Regions from separate parts of the Homo sapiens genome. Here region 1 is linked to region 2. Evidence: read pairs that join two places in POLR2A ChIA-PET (ENCODE). Cell type or tissue: OCI-LY7. All regions are shown on one strand. Each heading gives the region's core, and the rest is flanking DNA. Links, peaks and the distances in the headings are about the cores only. Region 1 has its middle 11 kb from the start of KLHL6. Region 2 overlaps YEATS2 (YEATS domain containing 2).

Evidence for each region. ChIA-PET counts read pairs that join two places held together with the same protein. Peaks named below come from ENCODE experiments on the same cell type or tissue, not always from the same donor. Only the 100,000 strongest peaks of a DNase experiment are listed, where the experiment ranks them.
Region 1: POLR2A ChIA-PET joins it to region 2 with 6 read pairs; 3 of 35 experiments call an interaction of 5 or more read pairs at or near these places.

The regions. Positions count from the first base shown.
Region 1 is chr3:183,563,799-183,570,556 of GRCh38, forward strand. No RefSeq gene overlaps it. Among named protein-coding and RNA genes, the nearest start is that of KLHL6, 11 kb to the left of the region's middle. In OCI-LY7, for the core only: no CTCF peak of the experiment used is centred there; no DNase peak of the experiment used is centred there; H3K4me3 peaks cover 383 bases; H3K27ac peaks cover 4,539 bases.
Region 2 is chr3:183,705,869-183,712,626 of GRCh38, forward strand. All of the region lies in intron 1 of YEATS2 (YEATS domain containing 2), which reads left to right. Among named protein-coding and RNA genes, the nearest start is that of YEATS2, 11 kb to the left of the region's middle. In OCI-LY7, for the core only: no CTCF peak of the experiment used is centred there; no DNase peak of the experiment used is centred there.

The sequences.
Region 1 (6,758 bases), core at 792-5,791, 140 kb before region 2:
CATCACCCAACCCTCTGCATCAGAACATTATTCTAACCAGAGTCATAACAATCCGTAGAAGGATTTATCCATCTGGGACAATGTTCCTTTAAAGAGCCTGAATTAGAGAGCCATTTTGAAAAAAAGTATTTTATAGATGATACTAGTACTAAGAGCACCATTTATTGAGATGTTACAAAGTGTTCTGTGTACCTTTCCTCATTTTATATCCTTTTATCCTGTAACTTGATAAAATAGATTATTTTCCTTTTTACAACTGAGGAAACCCAGGCTTAAAACCAAAGTTGGCTGTTTTGTCCCAGGTCACACAGGTAAGTCAGTAGTAGTGTTTGGCCGCCCATGCCCTATTCTAATGAAAAGTTACCAGCCCACATCCTCTATTCCCCAGGAAGCCATTTTCCGGTACCACATGACTCAGCTGTTTCCCCTTATTACTTGGACTAGAGTGAGCGCCCCCCACCCAAAGACAGCCAAGTACAGAGATTAGTTCAAGGACACGTACAGCTGGCTCAAAAATGTCAGATGGGGCCTCACCTGATGCCTCATGCCTGTAATCCCAGCACTTTGGGAGGCCAAGGCAGGTGGACAGCTTGTGCCGAGGAGATCAAGACCAGCCTGGGCAAAATAGGGAGGCCCTGTCTCTACAAAAAATTTGTTAATTAGCTGGATGTGGTGGTGCACGCCTGTGGTTCCGACTACTCAGAAGGCTGGGGCGGCATGATCTCTGAAGCCTGGGAGGCGGAGGCTGCAGTGAGCCATGATCACACCACTGCACTCTAGCCTGGGCAACAGAGTGAGACCATGTCTCAAAAAAAATCAGATAGAACCATTGGAGTCTCTCTCTTCCTCCCTCCCTCCCTCCCTCTCTCTGAAATTTGAAATAAGGAACACAGAGTTTGCCATTTGGCAGCAGAAACAGGAGGCAAAAGGATTCATCAAGAGATCCACGAGGTAGGGTCAGAGCCATGGCAAGCTAAAGCCCTGTGCAAGCCAAACTTCTGAAAAGCAAAAACTGTTAGTAAGCAGAGGGACCCAGAAGGCATAAAAAGGAGACTGAAGCCAATATGCAGAAAGTAGCTGAGACAGGTCACCCTGAGGCTGGGTGGAAGGAAGACCATGGGCTCCTGTTGCTGAAGTCCTGAGCCCACTGTGGATCTGGACCCACCCTCCTGCTCCAATGAGGGCTCTGCTCATGAATTTTAGAGAGATTTCTGCCTGGGCCCACATTTCTCAATGTGGCTTGATTGAGACTCTGTTCTTTTCATCCAAATGAGCCTCCCTGAAACAGAAGCAGAGCAGTGGTGTGGAGTTCATCCATCTGACCCCACATACTACCTCTGCGCTCCCATCCTCCACAGACCAGAGATGTCACCAGGTGCACTGATGGGCCCTAGGAAAGGATCAGATACCATAGCTGCAGCCAGTGCTAATTCAGGTCTGCTATCCATATCCAAATCTAAAGTGTACTTTGCAAATGAAGAGTCAAGGAGTAAATGGGAAACAGCAAAAATTCCAAAAAGTGGATTTTGTCAATAAGAACAGCCCCCGAATGTTCACTTATTGCTAAGGGGAGGAAGCTATAAAAAGCTAATGTACATTATGACCAGGTGCAGAAGCTCACGCCTATAATCCCAGCACTTTGGGAGGCCGAGGCAGGTGGATCACTTGAGGTCAGGAGTTCAAGACCAGCCCGACCAACATGGTGAAACCTTGTCTCTACTAAAAATAAAATTAGCCAGTCTTGGTGGCATGCACCTGTAGTCCCAGGTACTCAGGAGGCTGAGGCAAGGGAATCACTTGAACCCAGGAGGTGGAGGTTGCAGTGAGCTGAGATCGCGCCACTGCACTCGGCCTGGGCGATAGGACCAGACTCCATCTCAAAAAAAAAAAAGTAATGTACATTATGTTGCCATTTTTGCAAATATGATTATGTGTGTGTATGTATACACACACATAATCATATTTTCATATATATATATGAAAAGACCACAAGGAAAGGCCTTCACTCATCATCAAATATTTAATATTTAGTGATATAATGGTGTGCAAAAATCTGTTCTCCAGATACAATGCTGAACAAAAGTGACACAGTTCCTACCCTCAAGGAGCATACAGTCCAATGAGGGAGATCAATCGTAAGAAAAAAACACACACATTGCAATCATTCTAAATGCCATGAGGGAGATGCACTTGGTGAAGAACCTTTCTCAGGGGCAATTTGACGTGGTCAAAGAGGTCAGTGAAGGCCTGTTTGATGACCAAGATGTGATGGGAGAATATGCACCACCCACATGAACAGCAGGGAAAAGAGTTGTCCAGGAAGAGGCTACAGCAGGGGCAAAGCCCCATTGGAGGAGAGACTACAGCAAGTATAAGAAACTGAAAGAAGGCCAAGTGGTTGGAGTGAAGAAAATTTGGGCTGGGAATGATGTGGGATGGGAGAGGTAGGCAGGGCCAGATTATCCAGGGTCCTAGGGACCAGGTTCAGCAGTTTTGTCTTTATCCTACAAGCAATGGGAAACTACCAAGGGACTGGGGGAGCAAGTGGGGTGGGGTGTGGAAGATATAATCAAAATTTGCAATTTGAAAATATTTGTCTCAGTATGGAGAACAAATTACTAAGGGCCAGCACAGATGAGATAAAAGAGAAGAGAGCCAGTCCAAAATCTATCACACTAATCCAGGTGGCAGGTGATGGCAGCGTGAACTGGGAAGTAGTGCTAGGGACAGAGACAAGTAGATGCATTTGAGGGCAATATCAAAGGCAAAATCATGGCTGGGCACAGTGGCTCACGCCTGTAATCCTAACACTTTGGGAGGTCAAGGTTGGCAGATCACTTGAGGTCAGGGGTTCGAAACCAGCCAGGCCAACATGGTAAAACCCCATCTTTACTTAAAAAAAAAAAAAATTAGCCAAGCGTGGTGGCGGGCACCTGTAATGCCTGTAACTCCAGCTACTCAGTTGGCTGAGGCAGAAGAATAGCTTGAACCTGGGAGGCGGAGGTTGCAGTGAGCCAACATCACACCACTGCACTCCAGCCTGGGCAACAGAGTGAGACTCCACCTCAAAAATAAAAAATAAATAAAAAATAAAAAACAAAGCTAAAATCAATAAGACTTGGTGAAGGATTGGATGTGGAAGGTAAAGGAACAGGAATTTTCAAGAATGACCTAGGTTTCTAGTGTGAACAGCTGGATAAACAGAGGTACCAACCCTCTGAAATGGAGAACGCTGGAAAGGAAACAGGTTTGGGGGTGAAGAGTATGAGTTAATGCTTGGTCATGCTGAGTCTGGAGAGTTTGTGACATTCAAGACGTGCTATCAGGTAGGATATTTAATATGCAAGTTTAGAACTGAAAGACATTTGGGTCGGAGATATAAATTAGTGTGCCAAAACTTTTAAAGCGGTTATTTCTGGGTGATAAGCTTTTGTATGTTTTTTTGTTTTATTCTTTGTGTTTTTCCATTTTTCCCAGGTTTTCAGCAATAAGCAGTGTTTGGAGTTTTTTTCTAAATGGAATCTAGAAAGAAAACGTAAAAATTCTCCTTGTATCTGTAGCAGAGGGTGCCAGGGACGGGGGTATACTCTGCTTCTCATAGCTGGAATTAGTGATCTCAACAGGAATGTCCCTAGAGTCTGGAAAGCCAAATTAGTTTGATGCTAATATCTCTTTGGCAACACGAAATTTCTCTTACATGGGTCTGCTCAGATCTAGCCATCTTCCATATTGCAATTTGGTGTCCTGAGCAGACTTATGCAACAGGAAATGGTTCACCATGTAGGTAGATGGTCAAGTTTGGGATCCAGGTGTCTCTCAGATAATTGAGGTGTTTTAAGGGCCCAAAAAAGCAGCAACCTTTCCCCCCTTCATCCTGGAGATGAACCAGCTGAGAAGTAAAACAAAGAGTTAGGAGATGAGTACCAAATACTTCGTTCTAGCTAAGTCGGAGAGCCAAACAGTATAATCAACAGATTATCCACACAGTTATGGCAACACTGAATCAGGGCTGGCTCCTGCCCCATCTCACCTCCAGAATTACAAAGCAGAAAGTGCTGTAGAGTAGCCACTCCCAAAGGTGGAGGAGAAGAAAAGGCTGGGCCATATACACAGCATCTATTTTCACCATTTTCCTTGTGGCAGAATGAGGGAGGAGTGTGAGAATGGAGAGAGGCCAGTAGTGTGAGGCTAATGCCAGGATACATCAGGTGTGGAAGCAGCATTCACGCTCACCAACACCCCTCTGAGTTAATGTATTTAGCATCAGGTTTTTTTTTGTTTTTTTTGTTTTTGTTTTTGTTTTGAGACAGAGTCTTGCTCTATTGCCCACGCTGTAGTGTAGTGGCAACATCTCGGCTCACTGCAACCTCCGCCTCCCAGGTTCAAGCAATTCTCCTGCCTCAGCCTCCCGAGTAGCTGGGACTACAGGCACCCACCACCATGCCTGGCTAATTTTTTGCATTTTTTTTAGTAGAGACGGGGTTTCACCGTGTTAGCCAGGATGGTCTCGATCTCCTGACCTCGTGATCCGCCCGCTTCGGCCTCCCAAAGTGCTGGGATTACAGGCGTCAGCCACTGCGCCCGGCCTGTATTTTTATTAGAGAGAGGGTTTCACCATGTTGGCCAGGATGGTCTCAATCTCTTGACCTCATGATCCGCCCGCCTCAGCCTCCCAAAGTGCTGGGATTACAGAGAATCAGGTTTATTAGTCAAGCACTACCACATACAGTGTAGTATGCTGTCCCACGTACATTTGGCTGGTCTGAGTCCCTGGTGACTAGCAACAGATCAACGTTAACTGATTTTTAGGAGAAGCAGAATTTATTAACAGAATATTGGGATGTAAATCTTGCTTGCATCTTGGATTTAAAAAGAAAAAAATCTGTGTTTATAGCAGCATTATTCACAATTGCCAAAAGGTGGAAACAACCTAAGTGTCCATTGACAGAGGATCAACAAAATGTGGTATAGAGAGAATGGAACATTACTCAACCTTAAAAAGGAAGGAAGTTCTTTTTTATATATTTTTTTATTTTTGTGGGTACATAGTAGGTGTATACATTTACGGGGTACCTGAGATGTTTTGATACAGGCATGCAATGTGAAACAGGCACATCATGGGGAATAGAGTCTCCATGCACTCAAGCATTTATCCTTTGAGTTGCAAAGAATCCAATTATACTCTTTAAGTTATTTTAAAATGCACAATTAAGTTAGCATTGACAATAGTCACCCTATTGTGCTATCAAATAGTAGGTCTTATTCATTCTTTCTATATTTTGTGCCCGTTAACCATTCCCACCTCCCCACCCCCAACTCCCCACTACCCCTCCCGGCCTTTGGTAACCACCCTTCTACTCTTTTTCTCCATGGGTTCAATTGTTTTGATTTTTAAATCCCACAAATAAGTGAGAACATGGGGTGTTTATCTTTCTGTGCCTGGCTTATTTCACTTAACTTAATGATCTCCAGTTCCATCCAAATAGTTGCAGATGACTGGATCTCATTCTTTTTTATGGCTGAATAGTAGTCCATTGTGTATATGTACCAGATTTTCTTTATCTATTCATCTGCTGATGGACACAGGTTGCTTCCAAATCTTAGCTATTGTAAACCGTGCAGAAACAAACACAGGAGGGCAGATCTCTCTTCAGTATCCTGATTTCCTTTCTTTTGGGTACATACGCAGCAGTGGACTTGCTGAATTATATGGTAGCTCAATTTTTAGTTTTTTGAGGAAACTCCAAACTATTTTCCATAGGGGTTGTACTAATTTACATTCCCACCAACAGTGTAGGAGGGTTCCCTTTTCTCCACATCCTCGCCAGCGTTTGTTATTGCCTTTTGGGTATAAGCCATTTTCACTGGGTTGAGATGATATCTCATTGTAGTTTTGATTTGCATTTCTCTGATGATCAGTGATGCTGAGCACCTTTTCCTATGCCTGTTTGCCATTTGTATGTCTTCTTTTGAGAAATGTCTACTCAAATCTTTTGCCCATTTTTTGATCGGATTATTAGACTTTTTCCTATTGAGTTGTTTGAGCTCCTTATCTATTCTGATTATTAATCCCTTGTCATATGGGTAGTTTGCAAATATTTCCTCCCATTCTGTAGGTTGTCTCCTCACTTTGTTGATTGTTTCCTTTGCTGTGCAGAAGCTTTTTAACTCGATGTGATCCCATTTGTCCATTTTTACTTTGGTTGCCTGTGCTTGTGGAGTATTGCTCAAGAAATCTTTGCCCAAACCAATGTCCTGGAGATTTTCCCCAATGTTTTCTTGTAGTAGTTTCAAAGTTTGAGATCTTAGACTTAAGTCTTTAATCCATTTTGATTTGATTTTCTTGTATGGCAAGATAGTAGGTAGGGGTCTAGTCTCCTTCTTCTGCATATGGATATCCAGTTTTCCCAGCACCATTTATTGAAGAGACTCTCTTTTCCCCAGTGTATGTTTTTGGCACCTTTGTCAAAAATGAGTTCACTGTAGGCGTGTGGATTTGTTTCTGGGTTCTAATAAAAGAAAGAAAATTCTGACACATACTACAATGTAAATGAACCTTAAGGAGATTATGCTAAGTGAAATAAGCCAGACACAAAAGGACAACTACTGCATAATTCCACTTATATGAGGGACCTAGAGTTCTCAGATTCATAGAGACACAAAGAATGGTGGTTGCCGGGGGCTGGGGGAAGGGGGAAATGGGTAGTTACTGTTTAATGGGTACAGAGTTTCAATTTTGCAAGATGAAAAATGTTTTG
Region 2 (6,758 bases), core at 618-5,617:
CTTTAGTAAAAATGCAAAAAAATTAGCCAGGCATGGTGGCGGGCGCCTGTAGTCCCAGCTACTCGGGAGGCTGAGGCAGGAGAATGGCCTGACCCGGGAGGCGGAGCTTGTAGTGAGCCAAGATCGCACCACTGCACTCCATCCTGGGTGACAGAGCAAGACTGTTTCAAAAAAAAAAAAAAAATCCTTCATTTATTTTTCCAGATAGTAATATTGAGCACTTCCAGGAACTTTGGAGGGAGAAGGTAGGGAGAGCTGTGTTGGATGGGGCACGGTCAAGGAAGGCCCCTGATAAGGGGGAGATTTCAGCTGGAATCTGATTAAGCTAACCTAAGAAAAGAGCATTCCAGATAGAAGGAGCCATGATTCCAAAAGCTCAAAGGAAAATTGGGAGTATATTTGAGGGATAGAAAACCAACCTGTCTGGATCTTAAAGATTAAGGATGGAGAGGGAGACAGGGCGCAGTTCACATCTCTTAGGTCATGTTAAGGAATGGAAATTTGTTCTAAATGTTATGAAAAGCTATTTGAAGGATTCAAGCAGGGGATGACATGATCAGAAAAATATTCTTATTGTCCTTTTCTAAAGTGAGGTATAGTTTACAGACAGTGAAATACAGATTTTGCGTGTACAGTTGGGTGTTTTTGCAATTGGATATACATACCCATCTAACCTACACTCTTATTAAGATTAGTGGAGCACTGTGGGAGGCCAAGACGGGCAGATCACCTGAGATCGGGAGTTCGAGACCAGCATGACCAACATGGAGAAACCCCGTCTCTACTAAAAATACAAAATTAGCCCGGCGCGGTGGCGCATACTTGTAATCCCAGCTACCCAGGAGGCTGAGGCAGGAGAATCGCTTGAACCCGGGAGGCGGAGGTTGCCGCGAGCTGAGATTGTGCCATTGCACTCCAGCCTGGACAACAAGAGCGAAACTCTGTCTCAAAAAAAAAAAAGTTAGGTGGAGCATTGGTAATCCAAAAATCTGAATCTTAAATGCTCCAAAATCTGAAACTTCTTAAGCACCAACATGATGCCACAGTGGAAAATTTCACACCTGACCTTGTGACTGGTCAGTTAAAACATAGTCAAAACTTTGTGTTATGTTTTGAATTATTTAAAATGTTGTATAAAATTACCTTCAGGCTCTGTGTGTAAGATATTTATGAAGCGTAAATGAATTTCATGTTTAGATTTGGGTTCCTTCCCAAAGATATCTTACTATGTATATGCAAATATTCCAAAATCCAAAACAGTATGAAATCTGAAACAGTTCTGGTCCCAGGCATCTTGGGTAAGGAATACTCAACCTGAATAAAATATTTCTAAGAAAAAAGTCTTCATTCCTCTTCCCAGTCAGTCCCTAACACCAGCACCTCCAACTATGATTCTCATTTCTTTCACTATAGATTAATTTGTCTCTTCTAGAACTTAAGTGGGATAATTTAGCTTGTACTCTTGTGTTTGCCTTCTTTGGCTTGCCATAATGATTTTGAGGTTCATTTCTGTTGTTGCCTGCATCAAGAGTTCATTGAGTATACCACGATTTGTTCGTCCATTCCTCTGGTTTGGACTTTTGAGACATTTTTGAAATGTCATTGGCTAATGGAAAATGGATTGTAGAGTCTTATTCAGATATTTAATAAAGGAACACTGGTTGTCTTGTTTACAAAAGAGAATGTATTTTCTTTTAAGACTGTAGAAAGGACAGGGCCAGGAACTATGAAATCATTATCAGCATCTTAGGAATGCCTGTCTGTATGGAAGCAGATAGAAAATGATTGTACTACTCCCCTTCCCCACCTATTTTTTTTTTTTTTTTTTTTTTTGAGACGAAGTCTCACTCTGTCACCCAGGCTGGAGTGCAGTGGCGCAATCTCGGATCACTGCAACCTCTGCCTCCCGGGTTCAAGCAATTCTCCTGCCCTGAGTAGCTGGGATAACAGTGCATGCCACCATGCCCAGCTAATTTTTTGTATTTTTGGTAGAGACGGGGTTTCACCGTGTTGATGAGGCCGGTCTCGAACTCCTGACCTCGTGATCCACCCGCCTTGGCCTCCCAAAGTGCTGAGATTATAGGCGTGAGCAGCCAGCATGCCCGGCGTCCCCCTCCCCAACTTTAAACCAGATGGGAAGTCTTGAGTGAGAGCCCCAAGTTCAGTGGTTCTGATATTCAAATGATGTGAGGCACATAGAATTATTGAGATGATACCTCATATGATATATGGCAAATCTTTCAAGTGTCTAATTTATCAGATTTTACTCCTTTCTCCTCAAGAATTGGCCACTTTTTTTTTTTTTTTTTTTTGATACGGAGTCTTGCTCTGTCACCAGGCTGGAGTGCAGTGGCACGATCTCGGCTCACTGCAACCTCTGCCTCCTGGGTTCAAGCAGTTCTCCTGACTCAGCCTCCCGAGTAGCTGGGACTACAGGCACTCGCCACCACATCCAGCTAATTTTTGTATTTTTAGTAGAGATGGGGTTTCACCATGTTGTTGGCCACATCTTATATGATGTGTTTGCAAAACACAATGGTAGAGTTCTAGGACTGGCTTCTGGGGTTCTCCATCTTCCCTGACTCGAGAGCTAAGACCTCGAATTTCCAGTGACTGTACATTACATCATCTTTATGGTTTTTATTATACAATTTTCTTTTCAAAATTATTTTTCTCTTGGGTTTTATTTTAAAGTATAAAACATTAAATGTTTTGTTTGGGGCCAGGGGTGGTGGCTTACAAATCTCAGCACTTTGGAAGGCCAAGGCCAGAGGATCTCTTGAGGCCAGGAGTTCAAGACCACTCTGGGCAACATAGTGAGACCCCCGTCTCTTTAAAAAATAAAAAGATTAGCAGGTATGGGCACACACCTGTAGTCCCATCTACTCGGAAGGCTGAGGCAGGAGGATCACTTGAGCCCAGGATTCCAAGGTTGCAGTGAGCTATGCTTGTGCCACTGTACTCCAGTCTGGATGGCAGAGTAAGACTCTGTCTCTAAAAAAATTTTTTTTGGCCAGGCGCGGTGGCTCACACTTGTAATCCCAGCATTTTGGGAGGCCGAGGTGGGCGGATCACAAGGTCAGAGATTCGAGACCAGCCTGGCCAACATAGTGAAATCCCGTCTCTTCTAAAAATAAAAAAATGAGCTGAGAGTGGTGGCACACACCAGTAATCCCAGCTACTCAGACAGTTGAGGCAGGAGAATAGCTTGAACCCAGGAGGCAGAGGTTGCAGTGAGCCAAGATCATGCCATTGCAGTCCAGCCTGGGCGACAAAAGTGAGACTCTGTCTCAAAAAAAAAAAGTTTGGTTTTCTTTTTGGTTTCTAACCTTTGTCAAAAACTCAGACTTGGTTATGTTATTTGAATGGATATGGTATGTTTTAATTGATGGCATTTACTTCTATAAAGCTTTGTTTTCTTGTGTTACTTATGGAAAAAATCATTTATTTTCTATATTTAAATTGAAAGCATTTACTCTTTTTTTGAGATAAAGTTTCTGTCACCCAGGCTGGTGTGCAGTGGCATGATCTCGGCTCACTGCAACCTCTGCCTCCTCACAGGTTCAGGAGATTCTCGTGCCTCAGCCTCCCGAGTAGCTGGGACTATAGGCATGCACTACCATGGCCGGCTAATTTTTGTGTTTTTAGTAGAGATGGGGTTTCACCATGTTGGCCAGGTGGGTTTCAAGCTCCTAACCTCAAGTGATCCACCTGCCTTGGCCTCCCAAAGTGCTGAGATTACAGGCCTGAGCCTCTGCATCTTGCCCACATTTACTTTTTATAATGAGGCTGTTTTAATGAGATAAATTTTTTTTTTTTTTTTTTTTGAGACAGAGTCTTGCTCTGTCACCCAGGCTGGAGTGCAGTGGCGTGATCTCGGCTCACTGCAAGCTCCACCTTCCGGGTTCACGCCATTCTCCTGCCTTAGCCTCCGGAGTAGCTAGGACTACAGGTGCCCGCCACCACGCCCGGCTAATTTTTTGTATTTTTTTTAGTAGAGACGGGGTTTCCCCATGTTAGCCAGGATGGTCTTCATCTCCTGACCTTGTGATCCGCCCACCTCGGCCTCCCAAAGTGCTGGGATTACAGGCGTGAGCCACCATGCCTGACCCGAGATAAAAAGTTTAAATTGGAGAAATGGATGACAGTAGTCTTATTTTAGTCGCAGCGTTACATTTATTTCCGTATTCAGTTTTTGTCTCAGAGTATAGAGAAAATTCTTTCTCACAGTCAAATTGTATATGATAACAGATTTTTTTCCTAGCAGTTCCTAGTACCATCTCAGTATTTTCAATTTCAGCTGATTCAGAAGCTATAGAGGATTAGCTGGACATTTTGTTTCCAAGTTGAATTGACCATATCTAACAACTGCTCATGTTTCCTTTTCATAAAATCTACAAGTCAGACAAGAAGAGTCCAGAAGGTAATGTTATCATTGGTCATTTGTTACACATTCTGTTCACTTATTTATTATATCATCATGAGAGCATGCCTCAGCAGATGTGCCTAGTCTTAGCTAGCTAGCAGTTACTTGCATGTGACATGTGCACATTACACATTATTATTCTTGTGAGACAGAAGCAGACCTGGATTATTTTTAAATGCCCAGTATAGAGCTTAATCCTCTTAAATGTGTTTATAAGAAGCTCAAATATATGCCCACATGCAACAAGAAAAGCTTTATTCTAAAGGCTGCATAAAAAATGAATTATCTTGGCAGCACAAATGAACTCATTGTTGGTTTCTTCCTTTCTGCCCACCCCCTCCCCAAATTCCTCTCTTTTCTCTTCCTAGTCTTCCAGTTTTACACCAAAAGTCAAAGAGAGGGTTTTTTTTTTAAGTCCCTTAAGTGAGGATAAAATAAAAATAACTTTTCTTCAAGGATCCCCAGCCATTTTAGTGGGAGCCACCGTTATTCTTGAGATTACTTGGAAGGTAGGATAAGAATATACAGATTATGAAGTCTGTAGAATGGATAAGTGAGGATGATGCTGGAGGGGGACTCATCTTTGTAGATAATCTCCTATGACTCTTGGCAAACTGTGGAAGACAGGTGCCTGATGAGGAAGTAGTATGGTACAAGGACAAGTTTAGGTATCTGCTGGGCTATATCCACCTCTGATTCTAGGTTCATGTGTAATTAGGTGTTTTTAGATTCCTATCTGCATTAAGGAAGAATAAATTAAGTTTATTTTTTTTTAAAGTTGTCTTTTTTATGTAACAGCCCAAGATTTTCTGAGGCTGTCTAAAATTAATTGCAGACCAAATGGAGAAGGCTGAAGAAACAAGACCTTACTTTTACTTTTTAAAAGCTTTAAACAGCTGGGCGCAGTGGCTCATGCCTGTAATCCCAGCACTTTGGGAGGCCAAGGCGGGCGGATCACGAGGTCAGGAGATTGAGACCATCCTGGCTAACACAGTAAAACCCCGTCTCCACAAAAATACAAAAAAAAAATCAGCCGGGCGTGGTGGAGGGCACCTGTAGTCCCAGCTACTCGGGAGGCTGAGGCAGGAGAATGGCGTGAACCCGGGAGGTGGAGCTTGCAGTGAGCTGAGATCGCGCCACTGCACTCCAGCCTGGGAGACAGCGAGACTCTGTCTCAAAAAAAAAAAAAAAAAAGCTTTAAACATAAAACATAATAGTTGGGTTCTGGGCCTGTCCAAAAATAGTCATTTATATTCTGAATTGTAGCAGGTAACGGATGAATATGAACAAACATTAAATGGCTTGATTCATGATGTTTATAAATTCTGGGGGTTTTAGAATATTTTTAAGATTAGTGATATAACAGCAGATAACAGCTGTAGGAAAAGTGTTCTCTCAGATGTGGGACTTCCATATGTAACATTACATAATGAGCCACTCTCCTAGCTGAGTCAAGTGAGTCTGTTTCTGAGATGAGTGAAAGAACTGGACTAAGAGCTGAGGGACTTTTAAATAGTGTGTTTTTTTTTTTTCTTTGTTTTTTGAGATGGAGTCTTGCTTTGTCACCCAGGCTGGAGTGCAATGGCATGATCTCGGCTCACTGCAGCCTCCATTTCCCGGGTTCAAGCGATTCTCCTGCCTCAGCCTCCTGAGTAGCTGGGATTACAGGCTCACATGACCACGTCTGGCTAATTTTTGTATTTTTAGTAGAGATGGATTTTCACCATGTTGGCTAGGCTGGTCTCGAACTCCTGACCTCATGATCCGCCTACCTTGCCCTCCCAAAGTGCTGGGATTACAGGCATGAGCCACTGCACCCGGCCTAAATTGTTATTTTTGTTTTAACTTTGAGTGAATACAAAATGAGTATTTTTGAGTTAGCATTTTATGTTCTTTTATTTTATTTTATTTTATTTTATTTTATTTTATTTTTTGAGACAGAGTCTCACCCTGTCTCCCAGGCTGGAGTGCAGTGGTACAATCTCGGCTCACTGCAACCTGCCTTCTGGGTTCAAGCGATTCTCATGCCTCAGCGTCCTGAGTAGCTGGGATTACTGGCATGAGCCACCATGCCCAGCTAATTTTTTTGTATTTTTAGTAGAGACGAGGTTTCACCATGTTGGCCAGCCTGGTCTTGAACTCCTGACCTCAGGTGATCCACCTGCCTGAGCCTCCTAGAGTGGTGGGATTACAGGCGTGAGTTACCGCAGCCAGCCTAATTTTATTTTAAAACATGTTGTTACCTCAGTAATTCTGCCTCTGGCTAGGGAATCTTCCTTAGTGGTAGAACAGAGATTTGGAAATCAGAGAGCTATTCTGGTCTCTTTCATAG